2 separate regions of the Homo sapiens genome follow, and region 1 is linked to region 2. The links are chromatin contacts, found by Hi-C or POLR2A ChIA-PET in ENCODE. All regions are on one chromosome and are shown on one strand. Each heading gives the region's core, a stretch centred on a gene start or an enhancer-like site at or near the end of the contact. The rest is flanking DNA. Distances are from core to core; before and after follow the strand shown.

What was found. Hi-C counts contacts between places; a loop is a spot of excess contacts on that map. ChIA-PET counts read pairs that join two places held with the same protein, here RNA polymerase II (POLR2A). Pooled maps may share reads with other maps.
Region 1: a map of IMR-90 shows a loop between it and region 2 (10-fold over the local background). The contact joins the promoter of SPATA31J1 here to the enhancer-like site in region 2. A Hi-C loop is called at or near these places in 4 of 168 maps with a recorded cell type or tissue (GM11168, IMR-90 and K562), 3 of 37 single-sample maps with no recorded cell type and 4 of 50 pooled maps. POLR2A ChIA-PET finds 5 or more read pairs at or near these places in 3 of 52 experiments (K562, OCI-LY7 and Panc1).

What each region holds. Positions count from the first base shown.
Region 1 is chr5:179,642,289-179,647,778 of GRCh38, reverse strand. It overlaps SPATA31J1 (SPATA31 subfamily J member 1), which reads left to right and starts at 2,733. Exons shown (of 6, transcript NR_131066.1): 1 at 2,733-2,980; 2 at 3,693-3,750; 3 at 4,289-4,349; 4 at 4,569-4,910; 5 at 5,339-5,453. The region is part of intron 4 of LOC128966623 (a long non-coding RNA gene); the gene reads right to left.
Region 2 is chr5:179,528,773-179,533,956 of GRCh38, reverse strand. The region is part of intron 4 of LOC128966623 (a long non-coding RNA gene); the gene reads right to left. Among named protein-coding and RNA genes, the nearest start is that of RUFY1, 19 kb to the left of the region's middle. RefSeq lists enhancers at 2,974-3,579, 3,580-4,186. Within about 2 kb of position 3,201, at least 13 of the 41 ENCODE cell types and tissues checked have a DNase peak (open chromatin) inside an H3K27ac peak, as active enhancers do.

The DNA of each region.
Region 1 (5,490 bases), core at 1,484-3,983, 110 kb before region 2:
ATGATTCCCACATTTAAAATATCCAGCCAAAGCTCTCGGCCAATTTCTAGATTGTTCCTGTGCTTCCACAGCTTCTAGTGCCACTGGTATGTCTGACACCATCTTACGTTTAAGGTCAAAAGATTTCTGAAGCCCCCACACAACTCAAACCCAACTGCTCCCCCAGTGTTTTCCATCTCAGTCAAAGTAGCATCCTTCCCTCCCTTCCCCACCCACCCCGCAATTTACCTAGTTCCCTGGCCCCAGGTTCTCTCAGTGCCCACATGAGCAAGACCAGCTGGCTTTATCTTCAAAATAGACCCCGAACCTGTCTGCAGTATTTCCACCCTAGTCCAAGCAACCCGCAACCTTCCTGTCTGGATTCTTGTACCTGCTTCCTACAGGGCATCTCTGCTTCTACTCTTGCCCCCACTCCCCCACATAATCTTTACATGGATTTTTTAAAATAGGTAAATCAGACCATGCCACTTCCCTTCCCAGAGCCCTGCGGTGCTTTCTCATCATTAGAATAAATAGGTCTCCTGATCCAGGCCTTGCTTAGCTTTCTGACTTCCTTTTATTTTTTATTTATTTATTTATTTATTTATTTTGAGACGGAGTCTTGCTCTGTCGCCCAGGCTGGAGTGCAGTGGTGTGATCTCGGCTCACTGTAAGCTCCGCCTCCCGGATTCACCCCATTCTCCCACCTCAGCCTCCCGAGTAGCTGGGACTACAGGCGCCCGCCACCACACCCGGCTAATTTTTTGTATTTTTAGTAGAGACGGGGTTTCACTGTGTTAGCCAGGATGGTCTCAATCTCCTGACCTCGTGATCCTCCCACCTTAGCCTCCCGAAGTGCTGGGATTACAGGTGTGAGTCACCGTGACCAGCTCTGACTTCCTTTTCTAATGCTGGAGACAGAGGTGACCCTGTGGAGACGTGGACCCTCTATTAGGTGGAGGGGAGAGGAGGAAAGGGACGGAGGGAGGGAGGGAAGAAAGGGAGAAAACACCAATAACTCAAAGAAGAATCACCATGTAAGCAACTGGTGCCCATCAGGAACATGCATCTTGCAAGAATCACCATGTAAGCAACTGGTGCCCATCAGGAACATGCATCTTGCAAGAATCACCATGTAAGCAACTGGTGCCCATCAGGAACATGCATCTTGCAAGAATCACCATGTAAGCAACTGGTGCCCATCAGGAACATGCATCTTGCAAGAATCACCATGTAAGCAACTGGTGCCCATCAGGAACATGCATCTTGCAAGAATCACCATGTAAGCAACTGGTGCCCATCAGGAACATGCATCTTGCAAGAATCACCATGTAAGCAACTGGTGCCCATCAGGAACATGCATCTTGCAAGAATCACCATGTAAGCAACTGGTGCCCATCAGGAACATGCATCTTGCAAGAATCACCATGTAAGCAACTGGTGCCCATCAGGAACATGCATCTTGCAAGAATCACCATGTAAGCAACTGGTGCCCATCAGGAACATGCATCTTGCAAGAATCACCATGTAAGCAACTGGTGCCCATCAGGAACATGCATCTTGCAAGAATCCCCATGTAAGCAACTGGTGCCCATCAGGAACATGCATCTTGCAAGAATCCCCATGTAAGCAACTGGTGCCCATCAGGAACATGCATCTTGCAAGAATCACCATGTAAGCAACTGGTGCCCATCAGGAACATGCATCTTGCCTGCTGTTATCTAATAGTCGAGACGTGAAGTGGGCTGGCAAATTTGTGGGTTCTGTTTTTTTTTTCAAGATGGAGTCTCACTCTGTCGCCCAGGCTGGAGTGCGGTGGCGTGATCTCAGCTCACTGCAACCTCTGCCTCCCGGGTTCATGCCATTCTCCTGCCTCAGCCTCCCGAGTAGCTCCGACTTCAGGCACCCGCCACCACGCTAATTTTTTGTATTTTTAGTAGAGAGGGGGTTTCACCGTGTTAGCTAGGATGGTCTTGATCTCCTGACCTCGTGAGCCACCGCGCCCGGCCGGCAAATTTATGGGTTCTTGTTATGGAGAATTGACCTAGGTTGATATTCATTCTGCCAGAGCCAGTGGAATTTGTAGTTTCTGAAAAGAGTTGTGTTATTTGGCAAAACCTGAATTGGGCATCACTTATCTTCATGTACTTAGCCAAAGCCCTAAAAAAACTTTTTTGAGGCTGTGTGCGGTGGTTCACGCCTGTAATCCCAGCACTTTGGGAGGCCGAGACGGGCCGATCACGAGGTCAGGAGTTTGAGATCAGCCTGGCCAAGATAGTGAAACCCTGTCTCTACTAAAAATTAAAAAAATAAGCCAGGCGTCGTGGCAGGCACCTGTAATCCCAGCTACTCAGGAGGCTGAGGCAAAGAATTGCTTGAACCCAAGAGGCGGAGGTTGCAGTGAGCAGGCAGAGGAGACCCTGGAGCAATAATCCCTGGAAATAACAGGAATTTCAGGGACAAATCCAGATCCTCAAAAACTGTGAAACTGAGGGAGTCTGAGCAGAGATCTCCAATGAACCAGGTACCATCTGTGTGCCAGGGCAAGAGGACGGAAAACGGACCAGGTCTGTTTCTGACAGGTTGAGCAGGTGGAGTGGGAAGGAGGGATCCGGAAGGCCAGGAGGGTGGAGGGAACTGCAGGGGTGGGTGGTGGTGGGCGGGGCTGGGCTTTAGCCTCCTCCTCCCACTGCCCACCCCACCCTTAGGAGCCCTTTGTGAGGGGGAGGCCCCAGCTCTGTGATGTGGACCTGGGCCCCAATAACTTGTCCCAGAGGGGATGCCCAGGGCTCAGTTGCCTGAGGACAGCAGTGCAGTTGACATGGATATTCTCTTTCCTCTGGACAGTGTTATTGGTACAGAGCTGTGCCCCAGCCCCATTCCCCAGATCATCCATTTCGTCCTCTTTGTTGTGTTCAGCCTGGTGATCCTGATTATCTTACGCCTCTACATTCCCAGGGAGCCGTCCTCAGTGCCTCCCAGAGAGGAGGACAGCGAGAATGTAAGGAGCCCTCAGCCCACACCCAGCAGAGAATGCTTCTATTTTTCCTGCTCTCTTTTCCACTTTTCCACATCAGCCAGAGGCGCTCCTGTGATGGGAACTCTCATCATCCCTCTAGGGACAGCAGGGCAGGCAGGGGTTGGAGTGGGCATAGGATTTCCAACCCAAGCTCCCAGACCATCTGTGGAGGTGCACGGGAGGCGTCAGAGCAAAACCAAACCCCAGGACTCAGCGGCGAGGACCCGGTCATGAGAGGGGTGAGGTCTCTGTGGAAGGACAGGCCCTGAGCCCGGGCTCATCAGCCGCCTTCCTGGGCAGGTGCCTCGGGGCCCAGCCTCTGTGTGAGGTGCTCTGGGGGCTGTGCTGAGCCCCTGAGAGCCTCCCACCTGAGACTGGAGTCGCCCCTGGCCTCCTCGGAAGCAGAATCCTCCCTGCCAGCTCAGAGGCACCTGCAGACCCAAGAGTGTGCGTTTCCCAAGCAGCGGAACAGGGACTGAGGATACCCAGGGCAGGCCTCACATAGAAAACCCCTCCATGCTTTCCAGAGAAGGAAACCAGAAAAAGGTTATTACGCACTTTAGAAACCAGTGAAAGAGAAGCACACAGGCTCCATGAGCTGGGCGGAGAAAGTGTGTCATTCACGAGCACTGGGTCTGCAGCTGTGGGGACAGGAGACTGAGACCCGGCCTGCACCCTCTTTCTTGTCTCTCAGGATCAAGCTGAAGTGGGGGAATGGCTCAGGATCGGAAATAAATATATCACTTTGAAAGGTAAGGCTCTGAGGGTCCCAGAAGCCCCAGAGATGACAGCTTCACCTGTCCCTAGGAACAAGCACCAAGTCTCCTAGGAAGTCATCTGCAGAGGCCTGATGGGGAAGCTCCTGGTAGGGCAATTGGAACCCGGGATCCATCTCCGATTCCCTGCTGAGTTGAAGCCATGGGGTCCAGGGAGCGGGTGTTGCCCAGGAGGGGACCAGTGACCACCTGGACGTGCAGGAGGGGATGCAGGTCCATGTGGGCAGCTGTTTAACATGGCTGAGTCCTCTTTGAGACTGCCTCTGTCCTCTCTCCCCAGGAGGTTGTCGTGACCCCCATGATGGAGCGTGTCGGGAAGCACTTTGGAGAGGACAAAGTGCTGCCCACCGGGCACCTGGCTATCACTCCTGGGGCCCTGTGGCCTTGGACAGGGATGCTGGGGCTCCAGGGTCTAATCCCCAATCCCGGGGTCTCCCCTAAGGGCACACGCAATCGGCCTCCTGTAAGTCCCAGTTCCCTCCCTCGCCACCATAACCCATCTCCTGCTTTCCAGATTACAGAATTCTCTTGAAAGAACTGGAGAACCTTGAGATCTACACTTTCCTGTCGAAAAAGTGAGGCTCTTCCCCTTCCCTCCCATGTCCTTCTTCCTACCAGGGCCTAGGATGCCACCCCAGGGCCTGGGGCTGATCTGGGAGGGGAGATCACAGCCATGATGTCACTAAAGCCCTGGGCAGGGGTAGGCAGAGCTTTGTGAAGTCAGCAGGGGGGCCCTGGAGGTCCACAGGTGCCCAGTGCTCCCGGCTGCAGCCTGTGCCTCCTGTCTCCTGCAGGTGCCTGAAGAAGCTCTCTAGGGAGGGCAGCTCCCATCACCTTCCACGCCAAGTCCGCCCAGGGCCAGTGTACAAACCAGCACCTGCTAGGAACCACCGGCCACGTGGGGGGCGTGGGAAAGCTTCTCCCACCAGCTTCCATGTGTCCCCACGGGCTCCCCTGGCTCCTCTGGCCTCCATGCCGTCATCAGTCCCGAAGACCTCCGTAGAGTCCTTGGGGTCTCCATCATCCCTGAGCTCCTCCAAGCCACGAGAGCCTCTGTGTCCCCTGAAGCACCCTTCACACCAGCCACCTGCGAGCACCCTATCACCAAACCCGACCAGCTCCACAGAATCCTTGGGGTATCTGTCATCCCTGAGCTCCTCCCAGCCACCAGAGCCTTTGCGTCCCCTGAAGCACCCTTCACACAAGCCACGTGGGCGTTCCCTTCCCCGACGACGGAATCCTGGCTGGGTGTCCTGGTCCGACTCCATGCAGGCTGATTCCGAAACTGACACCATAATATGCCCAATGTGCAAGGCCCCTGAGCGCTCCTGTCCACACACCTGGTGGGTGCCTTCTAGCCCTCGAGTGATCCGAGGCGTTGGTCGCTGCAGTGATCCCAACCTGGGCCTCTCCTGGAGGCAGGAGGCTGCTAGAGCCTGGTGCCACTGCACCTCCTCACAGTTCCCATTCAAGCACCCTAATCTTCCCACCCACCTACCAAAGGCTTCCTTCTAGGGAGACCCCACATGCAGGCAGGTGGAGGCAGGGGTCCCGCTTTCCTCAGCCTGGATGTGCCAACGCTGCTGGACGCATAAGACACCAAAATCCCAGACACTCCCATGGACACCGAATATCCGACATCCACGAACAATTGGGAATCTCCTGAGGACAACTTGGAGGTGCGTCCCCTCATCTGCGCACCCCACAGATGCTGGA
Region 2 (5,184 bases), core at 1,952-4,451:
CGTCACCCAGGCTGGACATGATCTCGGCTCACTGCAACCTCCACCTCCCAGGTTTAAGTGATTCTCCTGCCTCAGCCTCCTGAGTAGCTGGGATTACAGGTGCCTGCCGCCATGCCCAGCTAATTTTTACAATATTTTTAGTAGAGACGGGGTTTCACCATGTGGCCAGGCTGGTTTCGAACTTCTGACATCAAGTAATCTGCCCACCTCGGCCTCCCAAAGTGATGGGATTACAGGCATGAGCCACCACACCCAGCTGGTTTCCTTTTTTTCTTTTTTCTTTTTCTTTTTTGAGAGGGAGTCTCACTCTGTCCCCCAGGTTGGAGTGTAGTGGAATGATCTCAGCTCACTGCAACCTCCGCCTCCCAGGTTCAAGTGATTCTCCTGCCTTGCCTCCTGAATAGCTGAGATTACAGGCATGCACCACCACGCCCAGCTAATTTTTGTATTTTTCGTAGCGAGAGAGTGGGTTTCACTATGTTGGCCAGGCTGATGTCAAACTTCTGACCTTGAGTGATCCACCTGCCTCTTCCTCCCAAAGTGCTGGGATTAGAGGCCTGAGCCACCGCGCCCAGCCGGCGGTTTCTTTCTAGGTAGACGGTGATATCATCTTCGAATTATGACAATTTTCTCTCATCTTCCAATCCTTACATCTTTTCTTTCTTTTTCTTTCCTTAGGGCATTGACCAGGAGAATGCAGTTCTGTGTTAAACCACAGGGGATTACTGAGTATTTTTGTGTTAATTAATCCTGACTTAAAGGATTAATTAATTAAGGATCTTTGCAATTTTCTTCCTCAAGTAAAATTTTGATGTAAGCTTTTGGTATATGAAATTTACTAGTTGAGAAAGTTTCTTCCAGTCTTAATTAGTTAAGAGGGAAAAAATCATAAGTAGGCTTTAAATCTTATCAAATTTCTTTCTGAATAGACTGAGATAATTATATGTTTTTTTTCTTTTTACTGTGGTAGCTCATGTTAATAGATTTTTTGATGTTGAAAAATTCTTCCCAGGACTCCGGGAGTCTGAAGCAGGAGGATCGCTTGAGCTCAGGAGTTTGAGACCAGCCTGGGCAACATAGTGAGACCTCATCCCTATTTAAAAAAAAAAAAAAATATATATATATATATATGTGTGTATATATACATATACACACACATGTATACCTATATAGACACACATATATACATATATATACACACATACTATAAAAAAGAAAAATTCTTATATTCCTAAGCTAAGTTTTACTTGATTTTATATGCAGTTGGCCCCTCGTATCCTGGGGTTTTACATCTGTGGTTTCAATCAACCGTGGATCAAAAGTATTTGAAAAACAAAAGCAATAAAAAAAAAACAAGAAAAAATAATATAAATAAAAAAATCAATACAACAACTTTTTTTTTGAGACAGTCTTGCTTTGTTGCCTAGGCTTGAGTGCAGTGGTACCATCACAGCTCACTGCAGCCACAACTTCCTGAGCTCAAGTGAGCCTCCCACTTCAGCCTCCTGAGTAGCTGGGACCACAGGCTGGTCTCGAACTCCTGGGCTCAAGTAATCCTCCTGCCTCAGCCTCCCAAAGTGTTGGGATTACAGGAGTGAGCCACCATGCTTGGCCCCAACAGCTATTTACATAGCATTTACATTGTATTAACTAGTAGTGTAAATAATTTAGAGGTGATTGGGCCGGGCATGGTGGTTCACGCCTGTAACCCCAGCACTTCGGGAGGCCGAGACGGGCAGATCACGAGGTCAGGAGATCGAGACCATCCTGGCTAACACAGTGAAACCCCGTCTCCACTAAAAATACAAAAAATTAGCTGGGTGTGGTTACAGGCGCCTGTAGTCCCAGCTACTCGGGAGGCTGAGGCAGGAGAATGGCGTGAAGCCGGGAGGCAGAGCTTGCAGTGAGCCGAGATCACACCACTGCACTCCAGCCTGGGCGACAGAGCAAGACTCCATCTCAAAAATAAAATAAAATAAAATAAAATTTAGAGGTGATTTAAATTATACCTCTAAATAATTAACCTGGGACAGAGGATGTGCATAGGTTATAGGTTATACGCAAATACAGATGCTCCTTGACTTATGATGGGGTTACAACCAAATACATCCATCGTATAGATTGACCATATGGCGAGTTGAATTTACAATGGGTTTATCCAGATGTAACCCTATTGTAAGATGAGAAGCGTTCTGAATGCCCATTGCTTTTGCACCATTGGCAAGTCAAATCCCAATTGAAGCCATCATAAATTGGGGACTGACAGTACAATGCTACTTTATATAAGGGACTTGAGCATTGTGGATTTTGGGGGGAGGGTCCTGGAACGAATCCCCTGTGGATACAGAGGGACTGCTGTATATATACATCTACAGGGCAAGATAGTTTATTTTTAAAAATTATACCATGTCGATTGTGATGACTGGCATATAGATTATGATGGTTTTTCTCTGATGTTGTATACTGAAATGTTTTCATAGGACCAAGAATGTTAGAAAAATAAAGATCTTAAATACAATATGATAAATTTATATATATACTATTTGATTCTGTTAGCTATATTTTGTTTTATATCAGTGATCATAAGTAAAAAATGGTTTTATAATTTTATTTTTATGTTAACCTTATCTGATTTGAGAATTAAAAATTCTAGTTTCATAAAATGAACTGGATAATTTTTATACTTTTTCTATTTTCTTGTACAGCACACTGTCCAGTAGAAATATAATGCAAGAACACATGTGACTTAATGTTTGTAGTAGCCACTTAGAAAAGTAAAAAGAAATATGTGCAATGAGTTTTAATAATATATTTAATTCAATACGTCCAAAGTAGTGTCATTTGAACATGTTATCAACATAAACATGAATGAAATATTTCACCTTCTATTTTTGTACTAAGTTTTCGAAATCTGTTCTTTTATATTGATAGCACTTCTTAATTCAGACACGAAATTTTCATAAGAAGTACATGATTTGTATTTAGGTTTCATAAAATTTACAATTCAAAAAGTAGATTCACATACGCGAATCGTTTCAAACATACCTCTGGGCCCAGCGCCTCGCCCTGTCCTCGCCGGGTGAAGTCGGCCCTGACTGCAGCCTGCGAAGCACCCGCCCATTGTCCCCGGAGAGGGCGCCCTGGACGCAAGCGCAGAGCCCCGGGAGGCGCGGGAAGCCGGAGGAGGGCGATGGGGGCGAGGCAGGAAGAGTACGTGGGGCCGAGGGGGGCGAGCGCTGGGCCGCCCGCAGCCGGAGAGTGTCGCCCCTCCTGAAGGCCCTGGGCAGGTGAAATGAGGACCAGCGCTGACAAAGGGCAGGATGCAGAAGACTCCTGACTTTGGATCTCAGATCACCCTCGGAAGCTCCGATTCGGATCCGCGTCCACAGACCCGGCGACCTCAGACAGACCGGGCGTCCGGGGAAGAGGCGGCGGCAGTGAGCACCGCAGTGAGGAAACCAGGCTCCGGCGATCCCCAGGCCTTACGCCCGACCCCAGGGCATTTGGGAGCAGGTCTGCGTCCGGGACCAGCACACTCTGGACGGGAGCTCTGCCTTTCTGGGGTCCTCCAGCTGAAGGATGTGAGTTGCAAGAAACCCATTCTGTAGACCTCGAAATCAGCGGGGAGCCCCAGGCACTTGTGGGGGGACTTTGATGTGGCTCCCACGCATCCACCCGGCACCGCGTGGATTGCCAGGGGCAGGACGAGCTTGAGTGGACGCTGGGTTCGCTGAGCCCCCCAGAGGCTCCTCGCCCTGGGTCACCTGTGCCGCCTTGGACCACCCAGAGAAACCTTTCCTCCCACCAGGTGAGCCGCAGGCCAGGCGCCAGGCCTGAGTGTGCCCGGGACGGGGATTTCTCTGTGAACGGCCCATCATCCCATAATATCCACGTTGTCTTAGCCTCATGTTCTGAAGAAACACGAATTTCATACACAAGCGTGGATTTTTGCATGTTTTAAATTGTAAATGCGACTAACTCCAAGGAAGTTGGAACTTGAAGCAGGCTCAAAGCAAACTTAGTCGCGTCATCCGCCACCATCCTCCAGGGTAAACCGAGGAGCACAGTTAATTGGTTTTCCACGGGTATTTGCCACTTGTCAGATGGGCTGTTATGGACGTAACCACGTAATTCCTGGAACCCAGTGAGAGTCAGCTTCCTTTACGGGCGTCTGACAAGATGTGCTCAAACACCTTGAAGATCTTTATGGAAACAACTTTTGGCTCTTTATCAAGATGTCATTCAGGGCTCTGAACAGTCGAATACGTTGTGGATGGGTTTGCTGTAGTTATACAGTGTGCATTTGATACTTGTCAATAGCGCTAGTAATGTTATTGCAAAAATAAAACCTTCTTTAAAAAAGAGGCCGGGCGCGGTGGCTCACGCCTGTAATCCCAGCACTTTGGGGAGGCTCAGGCAGGTGGATCACGAGGTCAGGAGATGGAGACCATCCTGGCTAACATGGCGAAACCCCGTCTCTAGTAAAAATACAAAAAATTAGCCGGGTGTGGTGGCGGGCGCCTGTAGTCCCAGCTACTCGGGAGGCTGAGGCAGGAGAATGGCGTGAACCTGAGAAGCGGAGCTTGCAGTGAGCCGAGATGGCACCACTGCACTCCAGCCTGGGCGACAGAGCGAGACTCTGTCTCAAAAAAAAAAAAAAAAGAGAAAAAAGAAAGAAAGAAAAGTGGCCCGGCACAATGGCTCACGCCTGTAATCCCAGCACTTTGGGAGGCCGAGGCTGGCGGATCGCGAGGTCAGGAGTTCGAGACCAGGCTGGCCAGCATGGTGAAACCCTGTCTCTACTAAAAATACAAAAATTAGCCGGGCATGGTGGCCCGCGCCCAGGCAGGCTGTTCTGGGAGAGAAAACTTGGCTCTCCAATGCGGTGTGGCCATTTGGCTATGACATCACACTGCATAGTTTAATGAGTGAAATCAGACCTCTTCTTGTTATTGGAGATGACTGGAGGATTTTTTTTTTATTTTCCTGAATGTAAGTAGGTAAGCCATGAAGATCCCAGATTTCATTCAGGGACTCAGAACCAGCAGCAAGGAGCAGGCTGCGTGGAGAAAACAGAGTTGGCTCTGGAGTACCCCATGAGTCCAGCTTGTTCAAAGTAAAAGTGGCAATGGCTTTGGGATCACAAAACAGCCCTTGAACATCAAAGTCAATTAGTAGAAACCC